Linked DNA regions of Homo sapiens: regions 1 and 3 are each linked to region 2. Evidence: chromatin loops called from intact Hi-C (ENCODE). Cell type or tissue: PC-9. All regions are shown on one strand. Each heading gives the region's core, and the rest is flanking DNA. Links, peaks and the distances in the headings are about the cores only. Region 1 has its middle 18 kb from the start of OLR1. Region 2 holds the start of STYK1 (serine/threonine/tyrosine kinase 1). Region 3 overlaps LOC105369657 (a long non-coding RNA gene).

Region 1 (5,968 bases), core at 1,900-4,399, 520 kb after region 2:
AAAATATTGATTTTTCTGACTCTTGAATAAAGTATGTCTCTGCATTTATTTAGGTATTTTAAAATTTCTCTGAGCAATGTTTTGCAGTTTTCTCTTACAGATATTTTTACATATTTTGTTAGCTTACCATATATACTTCATAGTTTCGACGCTACTGTACATGGGAATTATCATTGATAATTTTAATTTCCAACTGTTTATTGCTAGTATGGAGAAATATAATAGACTTTTAAATATTCACCTTATATTCTGAAACCTTGATAAACTTATTTGTTTCTTCTAGTAACTTTTTTTGTAGATGTCATCAGATTTTCTACACAAATAATCATTCTGTGTGCCAGCGGAAGCACTTCTATCTTTTCCTTTCCAATGCTTTTATTCTTTTCCTTGCCTGAACCTCCCGTTCAATGAGAAATAAAAGTAGTGAGAACAATATCCTTATTTTGAAATTGATCTTGAGAAGAGATCATTCAGTGTTGCACCACTAAGTATGGTGTAAACTGTAGATGTTTCATAGACGTCCTTAATCAGTTTTAGGAAGTTCCCTTTTGTTCCTTGCATTCTTAGAGGACTGATCAGGAATAGGTGTTAATTTTGTCTAATATTTTTCTACATCTATTGAGATGATTATATATACATTTTTATTTTAAAAATATCTAGTATTTTCTTTGTTTTTTTTTAGGTTAAAAATTTCTAGTCTTTTAACATGAATTACACTCATTAATTATATAAGGTTAAAACAATTTAGGATTGCATTATATTAATGGATTAGATCTGTTATATGTATTATATTATGGGTTATTTCTGTTAAAATTTGGCTTAGAATGTTTGCAACTATATTTATGGGTTTTTTGTTTCTGTTCATTTTGTTCTGGTTTTTTAGAGGTAGAGTCTTACTCTGTTGCCCAGGCTGGACTGCAGTGGCACGACCACAGGTCACTGAAGCTTTGACCTCCCAGGCTGAAGTGATCCTCCTGCCTCAGCCTCCAAAGTAGCTGGGACAACGGTGACCACAGGCATGCACCATCATCCCCAGCTAATTATTTTAATTTGAGAGAAAGAGACAGGCTCTTCTTATGTTGCCCTGGCTGGCCTTGAAGTCCCAGGTTCAAGTGATCCTCCTGCCTCGGCCTCTCAAAGTGTTGGGATTACAGGTGTGACCCACCATGCCTGGCCAGTACTTTTTTTTTTTTTTTTGAGGTGGAGTTTTGCTCTGTCGCCCAGGCTGGAGTGCAGTGGCGCGATCTTGGCTCACTGCAACCTCTGTCTCCCGGGTTCAAGCGATTCTCCTGCCTTGGCCTCCTGAGTAGCTGGGATTACAGGCACCCCCCACCATACTCAGCAAATTTTTGCATTTTTAGTAGAGATAGGGTTCCACCATGTTGGCCAGGGTGGTCTCGAACTCCTGACCTCAGGTGATCTGCCCGCCTAGGCCCCCAAAGTGCTGGGATTACAGGTGTGAGCCACCGTGCTTGGCCATGGCCAGTATTTTTAAACATAGTTTTCTTTTCTCTTTATGACTTTGCCTTATTTGAATATCAGATAAATATTTCTCAATGTCAATTTTTCTGGAAGATTTGGTTTAGAATTAGTACTATTTCTTCATTAAATGTTTGATACAATTTACCCTTGAAGTCATCTGGGCATAGGGTTTTCTTTGTAGTAAGGTTTTCAACTACAGATTCAGTTTCTTTTTTTTCTTTTTTTTGAGACGGAGACTTGCTTTGTCGCCCAGGCTGCAGTGCAGTGGCACCATCTCGGCTCACTGCGACCTCCGCCTCCCGGGTTCAAGCGATTTTCCTGCCTCAGCCCCCAAGTAGCTGGGATTACAGGCGCGAGCCACCATGTCCCTCTAATTTTTGTATTTTAGTAGGGGCGGGGTTTCACCATGCTGGCCAGGCTGGTCTCGAACTCCTGACCTTGTGATCCGCCCGCCTCAGCCTCCCAAAGTGCTGGGATTACAGGCGTGAGCCACCGCACCCGGCCAGATTCAGTTTTTTTTAGATGTTGAGCTGTTCAAAGGATTCCTTCTTCAATGAGCTTTGGTGGTTACTTTCAAGGAATTTATGAGCTTCATCTAAGTTGTTTAATTTATTGGCATACCATTTTTAAAAATTATTTGAATATCTGTAGAATCTTTAGCATTGCCACTTCCTTCCTGACAGTGTTAATTGTATCTTTTTTTTTTAAAACTAATCGGCTTAGCTAGAGATTTATCAATTTCATTTTTCTTCTCAAAAAAGCTATTTGGTCAACAGAGACAAGATGGCCAAATAGACGCAGACAGGAAGCACCACTCCCGCTGACAGAAAGGGAGACCGGGAACCCTTTCAGGTTCTGGAACACCAGTGCCAGTTCCTGGCCCTGAACAACCCTTGGCAAGGCAGCCCACTCTTGCTGTGGACCTCTAGGATTCCAGCCACAAGAGATCCTACACTCCCCATAAACATTCGAACTGGCATGGGGATATGCCCTACAAGCAGGCAGAGGCAGAACTCCAGCCTGCATAGAGCCCGGTTTTTGTTGTTGTTGTTGTTTGTTTGTTTGTTTTGCGTTGGGGGCAGTTCCAGTGGAACATGGCCATGCGCACCCATCCCCCAAGGCTCTCCGTCCTCTTCCGAATAACTCTAACCCCACTGACTGCCGCGCAAAGAGAACAGCAGGGTCGACTTTCCCTTCGGAGTGGGGCACTTCTGTTCCGCAGGACCTCCTGCCCTCCAGCCCCTCTCAAGTCCTCTGCCTGGCCGCTCTAGGAGCCTGTCAACGGTGCAGACTCCACTGCCCATCCTGGGTGCTTTGCAGGCCGACATGCCTGACTGAGTTCTTTCCCAGCCGCTTGGGAGCAGTTCCGAGGCCCCGTCGCAGCCCGTGCCGGAACCTGGGGTGCAGGATGGCGGATGTGCTGGCTGGGGCCAAAGCCCTGGGCTGCGGCGTGCAGCGCCGCAGTGCGGGACCCAGATTCATGGCCTGCGCTCCAGCGGGCAAGGAGTCCCGAGTCTCAGAAAACCGAGGGAGTGATATGCCCAGATTAGGGGCAGGCGCGGAAGGTCTGCCAGCCATGGGTGTCCGCCTGAGGGAGCTGCCCAGCCCGGACAGCCTAGCAAAGGAAATGCGGGAATGACGATAGTGACTGGAGAGGACTCTCCGAAGGCTTGAGAGCGGAGCTGGTGGGGTCAGCTCCCCGCGCTGGGCCACACCACAGGACGTTGTTGCGAGCTCGCTGAAACGTAAAAACCCGCAGCGCTGGCCGTTACTCTTATGCGCCATCTGCTGGATGATAGCCCAAATTACACCAAAAATATTCTGCCAATATATTAAATATTGGTCTGTGAAACTCAGGGCAAGAATCCAGCCACAAAGATCTTGTACAGAGCCTTGGCCCTCTGACAGCACTCATAAATGAAGCAAATGACTATATTCAACTTACACCACAGTTAAAGGAATACCAGCCCTCTCAGAAGAGAAAGAATTTTGCCAATTAAAAAGTAAGAGTGTCCCCTTACCTCCAAATGAGCACACTAGCTCCCCAGCAATGGCTCTTAACCAGAATGAAATGACAGACACAGAAATGAGAACCTAGATGGAAAGAAAGCTCACTGAGACTCAGGAGGCTGTTGAAACGCAATCCAAGGAATCCAGTAAAATGATCCAAGAGCTGAAAGATAAAAGACTTTTATTTATTTATTTATTTATTTATTTTTGAGATGGAGTCTTGCTCTGTCACCCAGGCTGGAGTACAGTGGCACGATCTCAGCTCACTGCGACCTACACCTACCAGGTTAAAGCGATTCTCCTGCTTCAGCCTCCCAAGTAGCTAGGATTACAGGCGAACACAACCAGGCCTGGCTAATTGTTTGTATTTTTTGGTAGAGACAGGGTTTCGCCATGTTGGCCAGGCTGGTCTTGAACTCCTGACCTCAAGCGATCCACCTGCCTTGGCCTTCCAAAGTGCTGTGATTACAGGCGTGAACCACCACACCCAGCCTGAAAAAAATAATTTTAAGAACGAACCATACTGAACTTCTGGAATTGACACATTTACTACAAGAATTTCATAATACATTTGGAAGCATTAATAGCAGAATAGACCAAGCTGTGAAGAAATTCAAAGACTGGTTCTTTGAATCAACTCAGTCAGACAAAAATAAAGAAGAAATAATTTTAAAAAAATGGACAAAAGCCCTGAGAAATATGGAATTATATAGAGAGACCAAACCTATAACTCATTGGTATTCCTGAGAGAGGAGAGAGAGTAAGCTATTTGGAAAATATATTTGAGGATACGATCCATGACAATCTCTCCACTCCCACTAGAGATGTTAACATACAAATTTAAGAAATATAAGGCCTGGCGTGTTGTCTCATGCCTGAATCCCAGCATTTGGGAGGCCAAGGTGGGTAGATCACTTGAGGTCAGGAGCTCAAGACCAGCCTGGCCAACATGGCAAACCCGTCTGTACTAAAAATACAAAAATTAGCTGGACATGGTGGTGCATGCCTGTAATCCCAGCTACTTGGGAGGCTGAGGCAGGAGAATCGCTTGAACCTGGGAGGCAGAGGTTGCAGTGAGCCAAGATCGTGCCATTGCCCTCCAGCCTGGGCAACAAGAGTGAAACTCCATCTCAAAAAAAAAAAAAAAAGAAGTACAGATAACCCCCATGAGATACTAGACACAACAAGCATTCCCAAGGCACATAGTTATCAGATTCATCAAGGTTAATGCAAAAGAAAAAATGTAAAGGCATCTAGAGAGAAGGGTCAGGTCGTTTACAAAATGAGGACCATCAGGCTAGTAGCAGACCTCTAAGCAAAAGCCTTATGAGTCAGAAGAGATTGGGGCCTATTTTCAGTGTTCTTAAAGAGAAGGAATTCCAACCAAAAAATTTATGTCCTGATAAACTAAGCTTGACTGGTGAAGGGGAAATAAATTTCTCAGACAAGCAAATGCTTAAGGGAATTTGTTACCACTAGACTAGCCTTACAAGACGTCTTTATAGGAGTGCTGTAAAGATGGAAATGAAAGAATGATACCTGCTATCACAAAAATGCATTTAACCACATAGCCCACCAACAATATAAAGCAACTATGCAATAGAAACTACAAAGTCACCAGCTAAGAACATGATGACAGGATCAATGTCACATATCAGTACTAACTCTAGGCCAGGCACAGTGGCTCATGCCTGCAATCGCAGCACTTTGGGAGGTCGAGGTGGGCGGATCACTTCAGGTCAGGAGTTCACAACCAGCCTGGCCAACATGGTGAAACCCCATCTCTACTAAAAAATACAAAAATTAGCTGAGCATGGTGGTGTCTGCCTGCAGTCCCAGCTTCTCAGGAGGCTGAGGCAGGAGAATCACTTGAACCCAGGAGGCAGAGGTTGCAGTGAGCCAAGATCGTGCCACTGCATTCCAGCCTGGGTGACAGAACAAGATTCTGTCTCAAAAAAAAAAAAAATTATTCTGGTGTGGTGGTGCATGCCTGTAATCCCAGCTACTCGGGGGGCTGAGGCATGAGAATCTCTTGAACCCAGGAGGTGGAGGTCACAGTGAGCTGAGATCGTGCCACTGCACTCCAGCCTGGGTGACACAGTGAGACTCTGTCTCAAAAAAATGAAATAAAATAAAAAATAAAAATACAATCAAACAGGAACTGAATGAAATTGAGTTGCAAAACACCATATGAAAGATCAATGAAACCAAGAACTGGTTCTTTGAAAGAATAATCATGATTGATAGGCCATAAGGTAGGTTAATAAAAAAAAGAAATAAGCACAATCAGAAATTACAAAGATGAGATTACAACAAATTCCTCAGAAATACAAAGGATCCTAAGAGACCATTATGAAAATCTCTATGCAAATTAAAAATCTAGAGGAAATGGATAAATTCCTGGAAACATATAACTTCCCAAGATTGAACCAGGAAGAAAGCAAAAACCTGAACAGACCAATAACAAATTCCAAAA
Region 2 (5,968 bases), core at 1,743-4,242:
ATACATGGAAGCTTACCAATGATCAATATTCTCTAGGGTATACCAACCAGGGTTAAACATGAGGTCATATGAATAGTAATTTCCCATACTCTGTCGCCGCCTTTAGTTGGTTGCAGAACCTCTGTTGTTTCTTAAAAGATCTTTTCCCCAACTGTCCCTGAAGATCCTCAAGATAGTAGAGGACCTCATAAATTTTCACAATCCCAAACCCTAGCGGCTACATAGAATCCACTCTTTTCCTTGTCTTAGATTTCTTCTGGTGATGTCTATTGTTCTCTAAATGCCTGGGAACTCCATTTACATGCCAGGCATTGCTGCAGCAGTGACTCTACTGCTGACTTTGTTTATAATTTTCATCAGAGTGACTCTGATCCTCTGTGCCAGTGCAAGCCTTTCAGGTAAGCCTCAGGCCCATGTGGAGCTATCTCCTACTGGTAGCCACTGCTTGCCCTTTTGTGAAAGTTGAACTGCATTTCCAGATAAAGTTGGAAGAATTCACCTGCCCCGCTTTTGTGTTATATTCCCTTGAAAACAGTTCCAAAGCAAAGCTACCTTGTGTACACAAGGTCTCATACGGTTTTGTTGTTGCTGTTGTATTTTTCTGTGAAATAACTCTACCAGTTGTACTTGAGAGTCCCCTCTCACTAGGACTCTGTTATTGCATACGGGCTTGGCCAAAGGACATTGAGATGCAGACCCAGCGCTGAACCCCAAGCTATTCTTGTTAGTGGAAAATACCTTTGTGCTTTGATTTTCTTTTTTCTTATAATGAGTGACTTTCCAGGAATTCCTCCATGCCTTCCGTAAATAGATTCCACCCCACTAAACCAGTAGATTCCTTCCTCACAACTGCAGAATCATACAAGAGGGAATATACTAAGTAACACATGGATGGATGGCTTTAACAGTTTAGAGGAGCGCAGGATCTGGCAGTTAGGATTCATGTAGGCTAAACTGGAGAAGGAAGAGATCTCCAGTGTATATTTCAGTGTGACTTCCCACTACCGTTCAGTACTTAATCTGGACAGAGAGATAATGGGCATTCAACAAATTCCTATGGAATTAATAATGAGGCAGAAATAACGATCTGGTAGAAACACTGGGGCCAAAGCATTGTTGACAATGAGTTGGAGGCTTATAAATTTGAGATGGAGGTAATAATTGAAATTACAAGGGAATGAAAACTTGAAGAAAAAAGAGAAATAATGGATATTCTAACCATCTTATTAATGAGTATAATGTGTGGGACTAGCTATACATATATAACTCCTGGTGAATGTCTGCTGTGTAACTCAGACTATTTGGTACTTAGTTGTTTCTGTGTGTGGGCATTATCATTTCCAGTGTTTTCTCTAACTCAAAATGTTTTTAATGTATAATTTATGTGATTTGCTCAAAAAAATTGGAGAGAAAAATTTTGCCTCCCCTTTCTGGATTGTATTTTGGTTTCTTTTTTAACTTCTATTTCTATAATAGTAACTAGATTTTAGACAAAATTCTGTGCATCAGAATGAGTATCTAGCAATACATTGCAGAAATTTTAAAAATGAGTAAACCACTTTATCTGTCATGGAGGAGCATGCTTGGGGAGGTAGAGTAGAAAATTACATAATATGAAGTTCCAATCAGTTCATTTGGATTTGATGTATCACTTATGACATAAAGAATCTAAAGAACAACTAACTGATGAGATGTCTTCCTTTCCCCTTTTGAGGTAAAATTCACATAACATAAAATCAACCATTAGCCATTTAAAAATGAACAGTTCAGTGGCATTAAGTACAATTCATCCTGTTTTTAAAAAGCCCTGAAGGAAGTGAAAATGCCAATAGAGAAAGCTCTAGAGAACTGACATACCTCAATCTCTAAATATGCCACATTACATTGACTCAAGTTCTTTTTGCTCTAATGACTGTCAGTTTGTGTTTGGTATGCGTTCAATGCTGAATAAATTGGTCACATATTCAAGTTACCTATGACTCTTATTTCTTTAATTGAATTTGTATTAGGTGTTAATATCTAACAGAATTCCTTCAGCTATCTATTGTCTTAAGTATTTTCTATTATTTTAGTTTCCATGTGGACGGGTAACATAACTACCTTGTTCACTGTTTCCCCAGAGGAGAACCCAGGACATAATGGGATATATGTGTGTGTGTGTGTGTGTGTGTGTGTGTGCGCGCGCGCGCGCGCGCGGGCTCTAAATGAATGATCTATTACGTAATCTTGGGGTTTTAATTCTCATTAATTCCTTATAGGTTCCCCCACGTCTCCGCAGTGGTCAGTACTTTTTTTTTTCTTTTTTTTTTTTTTTTTTCTGAGACGGAGTCTTGCTCTGTCGCCCAAGCTGCAATGCAGTGGCACAATCTCGGCTCTATGCGATCTCTGCCTCCTGGGTTCAAGAGATTCTCCTGCTTCAGCCTCCTGAGTAGCTGGGATTATAGGCGCCCGCCATCACGCCTAATTTTTGTATTTTTAGTAGAGACGGGGTTTCGCCACGTTGGCCAGGCTGGTCTCGAACTGCTGACCTCAGGTGATCCACCCGCCTTGGCCTCTCAAAGTTCTGGGATTACAGGCGTAAGCCACCACTCCCGTCCCTTCAGTATTATCTTGTAACACCCCGGCAAAGCCTTCAGGTGGAGAATGTTCCTGGCGCGGAATAATCCACCTGAATGTGAATCCTGACCATTTTTAGGCGCCAATGGAGGCCGCTGCTACGGGGCCGGCCGTGAGGTGGCGCTGTTGCCCTGTATCGTGACTCCGTTTTCACCTGGACTGGAGTCACCGTGATACCTGACATCTAGCAATCACTAGAGTAGGAAATGAGTATAGATCAGCAACAAGTCCAGCCTTTACAGTTGCAGCAGAGGTTTCCTGTGGCTCGAGTGTGGCGAGTCCCGGAAACCTCGGAGCCCGCAGACTTCCCTTCGCGGGAGCCCGCCCGAACTCCATCCTTTGCCGGCAGCCACGCCCCGCAGTGGGAAGGAGGGACTGAAAAGCATTTCCTTGAGGCTGGCACACCTTGCCCTACCCAACCCTGTCATTATTTCCCCTCCGACTGGGCCGGTGCCATCGGAAACCGGAGTGACCAGAGGAGGGACACGGTAGTGAACGGGGTATGGGGGGCGGGCGCGGCGGGGAGGGTAAAGAAGGTGGGAAGGGAATGGCAGCGAGGCAGCTGGGGGAGGACTTTGCAGTTGGGGAGGGAGAAAAAGGGAAGAGGCTGGGAGCGGAACGGGTGTTTATGTGAACAAACAGAAATCACCAAGTGAATTAACCTGTGTTTCTTCGGAACCAGCATCTTGTGGGGTTTGGCTTCTGTGTTTCTATATGATAAGGGAGTAAACCTGACTCAGCAGATTTGGTGCAGAGAGAAACATGAGAAAACCCAGGAATGGGGGACCTCTGTTTATTCCTGGAGAGGGGGCCATCAGGAGAGGGGGAAGGGAAAGAATGAGGTTACAGGAATTACTTGTCAGAGGACTGCATAGCCTTTCAGACCATGGAATCGTTGCTTTCAGCTTCGGCTTCCTCATCTGCAAAGCATAAATACGGTAATTACTTTCCAGGGTTGTTGCGATATTTAAATGAGATATCAATAACCATGCTTTAAAAGTGTACAGCCTGATGTGCTATCCCTTGTTGACTGAATCTCTGTTTTCTTTCCTTCTTTTTATTTGGGGTGGGGAGTGGGGGAGGGAGTCTTGCTCTGTCACTCAGGCTGGAGTGCAATGGCGCGATCTCGGTTCACTGCAACCTCCGCCTCCCAGGTTCAAGCGATTCTCCTGCCTCAGCCTCCCAAGTAGCTGGGATTACAGGCTCCCACCACCACGGCCGGCTATTTATTTTTTTGTATTTTTAGTAGAGACGGGGTTTCACCATTTTAGCCTCTGTTTTCTTTTCAATGTCTTTTTTCCTCTTTCATTTTTCTCTATCAACCCTTCATCCCCCCTTTCTTTCTTTCATTTATGCGATTGTTGCTTCCTTCTGTAATGGGTCCTCTCCACATTGGAGTTTCTTATACCTATGAGACCACACTTCCTTCCCACTCGGTGGGAAGTAGTGGCAATAAAGGAGTCGAGTTACTGTAATGTGCAGCACAGCTCAACTGAAATACACCTGGAAACAGAACTCTGTGCTGTCTACCTGGTTTTTCCCCCTCAATGCACCGGAATCTCCACTGACAGCTAGCTAGGGGGCAGCTAGGTCTTTCAATGAGACATCATGAAGTATTTGCTTCAATGAAAATCATATACTTTTTCGTTCAGTGCCTCCATTACTGTGTGAGTTTGCTAGGGCTGCTGTAACAAGGTACCACAAACTGCATGGCTTTTGGCACCAGGCACCAGGGACTGATTTTGTGGAAGACAATTTTTTTCACAGATGCCGATGAGGTTGGCGGGAGATGGTTTCAGAATGAAACTGTTCCACCTTACGTCATCAGGCATTAGAGTCTCATAAGGAGTTCGCAACCTATATCCCTCACATGAGCAGTTCACAATAGGGTTCACGCTCCTATGACAATCTAATGCTAGTGGGCACGGTGGCTCACACCTGTAATCACACCACTTTAGGAGGAGTTGGTGGGTGGATCGCCCTGAGTTCAGGAGTTTGAGACCAGCCTGGGCAACTTGGCGAAACCCATCTCTACCAAAAATACAAGAGGAAGAAAAAGAAAGAAAATCTAATGTCGTGGCTTATCTGACAGGAGGAGGAGCTCAGGAGGCAATGACAGCGATGGGGAGTGGCTGTAAATGCAGATGAAGCTTTGCTGGCTCACCTGCCTCTGATTTCCTGCTGTGCACCCCGTACCTGTCGGCGCCCCGGGTGTTGGTGACCTCTGGCTTAAACAACGAAATGATTTTCTCACAGTTCAGTAGGCTGGCTATCCAAAACTAACATGTTATGAAGCCTGCATCTATTCCAGGCCTCTTTCTTTGGCTTGTAGATGGCTGTCTTGATGTTTATATGGTGTTCTCCCTGTATATATGTCTCTGAATTTCCCCTTTTTATAAGGACACTAGTCTTATTGGATTAGGGTCCATCCTAATTACCTCATTTTAATTGATTATCTCTGCACTATCATCTCCCAATAAAGTTACATTATGAGTTACTGGGGGTTAGAATGTCAGCATATTAATTTTGAGAGGGTGTACAGTTCAACCCTTTAACAACTAATGTCTTTAATTATGCACAAGTTAGTTGAGCATTGCATGTATTTCAGTTTTCTCTGGCAGAAACTATTTCCCACCTGTCCCAAACCCTCACAACCAGTCCCAACCAACATGTGCTCCGAAGATCTGCCAGGAGTTATGTGATTCTGCAGCTCTGTTTTCTTTTAACCTGAGTGTGTACATTTCCTGTTGCCACTGTAACAAATTACCACAATGGTGGTGGCTTTAAACAACATAAAGTTTTATCTTACAGTTCTGGGGGTCAGAAGTAAAAATGGATGGGCAGGTTTCCAAATGGATGGTTCTTTTTGGAGGCTCTAAGGGAGAATCAATTTCCTTGCCTCCTTCAGTCTCTAGAGGCTGCTACAGTCCTTGGCTCATGGACCCTTCCTCCATCTTCAAAGCCAGGAATGGCCGGTAAAGTGTTTCTCATGTCTTATGCTGACGCTCACTTTTGCCTTTCTCACACTTAAGGATTCTTGTAATTGCACTGGACTCACTGAGTATTCCAGGGTAATCTTTCTATTTTAAGGTCAGTTGATTCATTCCATCTGTAACCTTAATTCCCCTTCGCTATTTCAACGCTATTAAAAATCAACATGGCCAGGCGTGGTGGCTCACGCCTGTTAATCCCAGCACTTTGGGAGGCTGAGGTGGGCGGATCACGAGGTCAGGAGATCGAGACCATCCTGGCTAACAAAGTGAAACCCCATCTCTACTAAAAATACAAAAAATTAGCTGGGCGTGGTGGCGGGCGCCTGTAGTCCCAGCTAATCAGAGGCTGAGGCAGGAGA
Region 3 (5,968 bases), core at 1,129-3,628, 170 kb after region 2:
AAGAGATGCTGGTGAGGTTGCCAAGAAAAGGGACACTGATACACTGTTGGTGGAAATGTAAATTAGTTAAGACACTGTGGAAACCAGTTTGGAGATTTCTCAACGAACTTAAAAACACAACTACCATTCAGCCCAGTTATCCCATTACTGGGTATATACCCAAAGGAAAATAAATCATTCTACTAAAATACACTGGAATTTGTATGTTTATCACAGCATTATTCACAATAGTAAAGATATGGAATCAACCTAGGTGCCCATCAAAAGTGGATTGGATAAAGAAAATGTGGTACACATACACTCATGGAATACTATGAAGCCATAATAAAGAATAAAATGATGTCCTTCACAGCAACATGGATGCAGCTGGAGGCCATTATCCTAATCAAATTAACACAGGAACAGAACACCAAATACTTACATGTTCTCACTTATGAGTGGGAGCTGGACATTGAGTACACATGGACATAAAGATGAGAACAATAGACACTTGCAACTCCAAAAGGGGGGATGAAAGGAGGAGTGTAGGGGTTGAAACCCACCTATTGGGTACTATGCTCACTATGTGGTGATGGGGTCAAATGAAAACTAAACCTTGGCATCACGCAATATATTTATGTAAAAAATCTGCACATGTACCTCTTGATTCTAAAATAAAAATAAAAGATTGAGATAAAAAGAGATAAAGTGTATTTAGTACAGTCTATTAGGACATTCCTAGATTTAAATTGTTTCTATATAATATTTCTTATATGTAAACTGTTCCTCTATGTTTTCTTCTAGGAGTTTAAAAGTTTTAGTTCTTACATTTAAATCTTCAGTTGATTTTGATTTGATTTTGTGCCTGGTGTATGATGAATCCAACATCTACATATGGATATTCAGTTTTCCCAACATGATTTGCCAAAGAGACTGTCATTTCATGGCATCCTTATATTAATATAAAAATTAGTTTACCATGTGGGTTTATTTTGGTGTTTTCTATTCTGTTCCATTGGTCTATATGTCTGGTTTTCTTTTAATCAGTACCATGCTGTTTTGGTTATTGTAACCATGTACTATAGTTTTAAGCTAGGTAATGTGAAGCCTCCAGCTTTTTTGTTTGTTTGTTTGACATTTGGGCTCTTTTTTGGTTCCACATGAATTTTATAATAGTTTTTTTTCAGTTCTGTGAAGAAAGACATTGGTAATTTGATAGGAATTGCACTGAGTCTGTAGATTGTTCTGAATAGTATGGACATTTTAACAGTATTTAATTTTTCCAATCCTTGAGCATAGAATATTTTTACTTTTGTTTGTGTCATCTATTGTTTCTTTTGGCAATGTTTTATAGTTCTTCTTGAAGAGAGCTTTCCTGTCTGGTTAGATGAATCTCAAGTTATTTTATTATTTCTGTGGTTATTGTAAGTGAGATTGCATTCTCGATTTTTTTGTCAGCTTGAACATTATTGGTGCATAGAAATGCCACTGATTTTTGTATCTCAAAACTTTACCGAAGTCATTTACTGGATCTAGGAGTCTTTTGAAAGAATCTTTAGAATTTTCTAGTGTGGAATCATACTCTCAACCACACGAATTTACAACCAAAATCTACCAGATGTATAAAAATGTACTGGTTCACTAGGCTGTAGAAATACAAAATATTGATAATATTATGTCTTTTTTCTTGTGGTTTATTCATGAAAACTAGGCCAAGAATAAGAAAAATCAAGGCGGGGATAGTTATTCCCTTTATAATTTCAGAAACAAGTAGACAGCAGAGAATTCTGCTGAAACCTAGGTACCCACTGAAATAAAACTATACAGAAAGAGCTAATGGTAGTTGCTTAAATTTAAATTCTCCTACAATAGCCTTAAAATATATATATATATTACATGCAAAAATAAAAATGAAAGCAGACAAATGTATGTCTTTAGCATGACTAGGGGTCAGAAAATACTAAAACTTCAAATTATTGTAAATTAAAAAAAAAAAAACTTACAGTGTTATTCCTAGATCCCATCTCTATCCTCTCATGGTGCCCTAGGGGTTTCAGATAAACTGGCAACTACCTCAGAAAGAGCAAGACCACACTAATTGTGAAAATTTAAAAAGGAATTCCAAAAGGATCAGATTGGTGGGCAGAAGGAAAGTGTGTTTTGGACTTGAAGAGTTAGTCTTGGAAAACGAAACTTCTGAGAAGAGGGTAAAACATAAGAAAGGAAAAAGCACATTTAAAATCTGCTCAGTAAATGAGGGAAAAAAGCAAGTGCGTGTATGTGTTGAAGAGAGGTGTTAGGATAGACAAAATGACATTCAAAAGACAAAACAAAAGAAACTTCTCTCCCCCAAATCATTCATTTAAGAGAATACATTGCAATATTTTGACAGAAGAGGACACTCTTGACATAGGAATCCAATACAGTGCTCCAACTATCATTCCAGTCCACAAAAAGCATTTTTAGTCTATTAATATATGAAGATACTATGGAAAGAACACAGAAAATGAGAATTAAAACATTCAAACTGATTTTTTAAATGCCCCATGAAGAACAATCATGAAACACAGAAAAATACGATGCAGCACTTCAAACTGATTTAAATATCCTAAAAACAAATAAAAATTGAACTAGTATACCAAAAATTCACAAGTTAAAAACCAAACTGTATAAAGCAGGAAGAAATGCAACAGTTCTTTTATTTTCCCATTTTCACTCACCTATTGTTATCGGGACTTTTTTTCATCTAAATTACAGACTTTATAACTAAAAGCTTCTTCCTAGGAAGATCCTATATTTTAGAAACTTTCAGTATCGATTTTCCTTATATAAATCTTTATCAAATTCACTTATCAAGCTAATTTTTCTCTGGAATCGTACAATGATAAATTATTTCCTGCCTCAGTAAATTTTTACTTCCCGGATTTTAATTATTTCTGTCATATGAAATGATGTATCTGAGTCCTGTAACCACTAAATCCTTTCTAATTTATTTTCTTTATATACATTTTCACAGAAACCCTGGAATCTGGATAACCTGTTGTGTAATTTACGCTAGAATAACCTTTTATAAAGTGTTTTAAGCACTATTTATCTGACAATTATAAGACAAGACTCAGAAAAAAATGGATCAATGAAACAGAAAATGTCCCAAATGAGATGGTCAAAATAATCTATGACTTGGAAAATAAAAGCAGGAACTAAGACTGTGGCCGTGAGTGTTTGAGGAACTAAATTCCTAGTGTTTAAGTCCTGAAAGAATAAAGTTTCAGCTAATATGCGTTCTGTTCCTATTGCTTTGATAATTAATCGTGGCATTTTCATTTTTTTAGATGACTGTAATTCTCTGACTTTGCTTTAAAAAATTAATTCTCTCAATTTAATCACAGCTTATTCGAAAGAGATGACATGTGTATAGATCTGTGGTTTCTGTCACAAGAAAATCACTTCTTAGGAGAATTTTCTATACATAACCAGTTTTAGAAATGCAAAAGGTAATTTTAATTTATTTTTGTTTTATTTTCCTATAATATTGATTATAAAAGATAGGAAAAATTAATATAAAGAAAATGACTGATTTTTAAAAATGTATCTTTGTGCATATCCTAAAAAACCCTGATCTCTACATAAACATATCTATTATTATTTTTCTTCAGAATTTCAGAAGTAACAAAAGAGAAGAAAATTTTACGGAAATCTGGATTTCCATCTCATTAAAATAGACTGAGGAGGGATTTGGAATGTAGACACTTTATCTTATTTCCTTATCTTATTCTATTCATGTTAATATCTGTAACTAAAATAATCTTTCTTTGACTAGCTGGTTTATGCTATTTTTAGAACATAATGCTATATATTCTGTTGGAGTGGTTATTTAGTAGAATATTTTGATATAAAACCATAATCCAAACATGTGACAACTAAAATTGTTTGAAAGGACTTCTTAAAAGTATAAATGGAATAGCTTACAACTGATGCATGCTTTTGTAAAAAAAAAAAAAAAAAAAGTTGTTAAATCAATTAAATACCAAAGAAAAACTGATATTGGAAACATTAGTTAAACCATAATGGAAAAATTTCCAAGTTTTTAGATTTTTGTCTGAGTTTACTCCTTAATACCTACAGAGTTTGGGGTTAGGTTTATTAGTTTGAGGTGTCAGTTTGGTTTCATTTTGGTTTGAAAGAAGAAACAGAAATTAAGAGAGGGATTTTGAAAAAGAAAGAAGTCATGGAAAGTGTGAGGCACAAACTATGCTAACAAAATTCAGTCAACCCTTTTGCTAAGAACATAACTATATCTCTCATCAGTCAGAATGGCAGTTATTAAAATGTCAAAAAATAAAAGATGCTCTTGAGGTTTCAGAGAAAAGTGAACACTTATACACTATTGGTAGAAATGAAAATTAATTCAGGCACTGTGGAAAGCAGTTTAGAGATTTTTCAAAGAACCTGAAGCAGATCTATCATTTGACCAGCAATCCCATTACAGGGTATATAACCAAAGGAAAATCAGTTGTTCCACCAAAAAGACGTATGTATGTTTATGTCCCTCATGGTGCTATTCATAACAACAAAGACAGAATCAATGTAGGTGCCCATTAATGGTGGATTGAATAAAGAAAATGTGGTATGCGTACACCATGGAATACTATGCATACATAAAGATAAATAAAATCATGTTTTTTGTGGCGGTATGTATGCAGCTGGATGCCAAAATCTTAAGTGAATTAATGCAGAAACAGAATCTCAAACACTGCATATTCTCACTTATAAGTGGGAGTTAGACATTTGGTACACAAATATATAAACCTGGAAAAACAGACATTAGCGACTGTTAGGGGATGGGAGAGAGGCTGGCGTGGTACCCAAAACTACCTGTTGGGTACTATGGTTACTACTTGGGTGATGGGATCATCTTTATCCCAAACCTTAGTATTACACATATACCCATGTCACACACTGTCATGTGCCCTCTGAATCCAAAATAAAAGTTGAAAAAAACGAATTAACAAAATCAAACATATTAGATTTTAATTTTTATATATTACATGCCTTTCACAAAGACTTCTATTTTTCTTCATGCTGCTTAAAAGTTATGGCTGTAAGAAAAGTTAAAAAAAAGAAATACCTATATTGTATCTTAAATATCATTTTGTGCTTTTCTACCTGTGGTGCAGAATGAATAGATGCTCTGGGAAATGACATCAATTCTATATCATTTATTTATTCACTGAACTCACATTTATTGGGTTAACATATGTGGCCAGTTGCTGTGATAGCCCCAGGGTTATAAAGGTTAAGTAAGCATGGTCCATTAAGGTACTTACAATACATAGGGGAGCAAGTCACAGAAGTCAGAGTTCCAGCACAAAGCTAGGTGTAAGCCTGGACTGTGATAGGAGTATGTAAGATGGACCTTATCCAAAATGTTAGGCTGCCCAGTGTTTGCACATTTGAAAGTCGTTTTCTGGGATATTTAATATTGAGTCAAATAAAAAAATGAAAAGAATATTTTGTACAAGACAGCACATTCAAAGATATACTATTTTCTGGTCAACATTTTTTTTATGCTCCAGAAAGCTACAACAACAGATATTTCTTGGCTCCCAGGGGCTATGATGAATTTCAAAAGGAGGTGGTGTAACTTCTATGCTCAGAAAGCACTTACAAGTTAACTATGAGCAATAAAGTTGAAGGTATATAAAAACTTAGAATAACAATAGTAAGTAGAAAAATGACTGTGTATGAGTGGTTGAGTGTGTGCAATGGATGTTTCTGCTCACCCCTGTAGAGATACAGCAAACCCCAGTGCTGCCAAGGCTGTGGTGGAACCTCTGTGGCTTCTAGGGGAGGTGTGTAGTTCAGCCCATGACGTCGATATGGTTCAGGGTGCTATTTACTGGCTATTTGGCTGGAACAATCTCCTGAATTTTATGTGAACTGCTTAGTGGAAAGTTTTAAAATCAAGCAATATCTGTAAATATATTTC

The links. Hi-C counts contacts between places; a loop is a spot of excess contacts. Peaks named below come from ENCODE experiments on the same cell type or tissue, not always from the same donor. Only the 100,000 strongest peaks of a DNase experiment are listed, where the experiment ranks them.
Region 1: it touches region 2 in a loop (15-fold over the local background); 12 of 110 quality-filtered maps call a loop at or near these places.
Region 3: a loop joins it to region 2, with 12 times the contacts of the local background. A loop is called at or near these places in 3 of 110 quality-filtered maps.

Annotation. Positions count from the first base shown.
Region 1 is chr12:10,150,701-10,156,668 of GRCh38, reverse strand. No RefSeq gene overlaps it. Among named protein-coding and RNA genes, the nearest start is that of OLR1, 18 kb to the left of the region's middle. RefSeq lists enhancers at 2,736-2,925, 2,936-3,025, 2,880-3,383. In PC-9, for the core only: CTCF peaks have their summits at 3,050 (motif pointing right) and 3,252 (motif pointing left); a DNase peak (open chromatin) is centred at 3,198; H3K4me3 peaks cover 751 bases.
Region 2 is chr12:10,671,102-10,677,069 of GRCh38, reverse strand. It overlaps STYK1 (serine/threonine/tyrosine kinase 1), which reads left to right and starts at 3,018. Exons shown (of 11, transcript NM_018423.3): 1 at 3,018-3,104. In PC-9, for the core only: CTCF peaks have their summits at 2,524 and 2,725 (motif pointing right); a DNase peak (open chromatin) is centred at 2,939; H3K4me3 peaks cover 2,135 bases; H3K27ac peaks cover 1,500 bases.
Region 3 is chr12:10,497,629-10,503,596 of GRCh38, reverse strand. It overlaps LOC105369657 (a long non-coding RNA gene), which reads left to right. Exons shown (of 6, transcript XR_931355.4): 4 at 2,996-3,193; 5 at 3,369-3,473; 6 at 3,636-5,968. Among named protein-coding and RNA genes, the nearest start is that of EIF2S3B, 5.3 kb to the left of the region's middle. In PC-9, for the core only: CTCF peaks have their summits at 2,270 and 2,469; no DNase peak of the experiment used is centred there.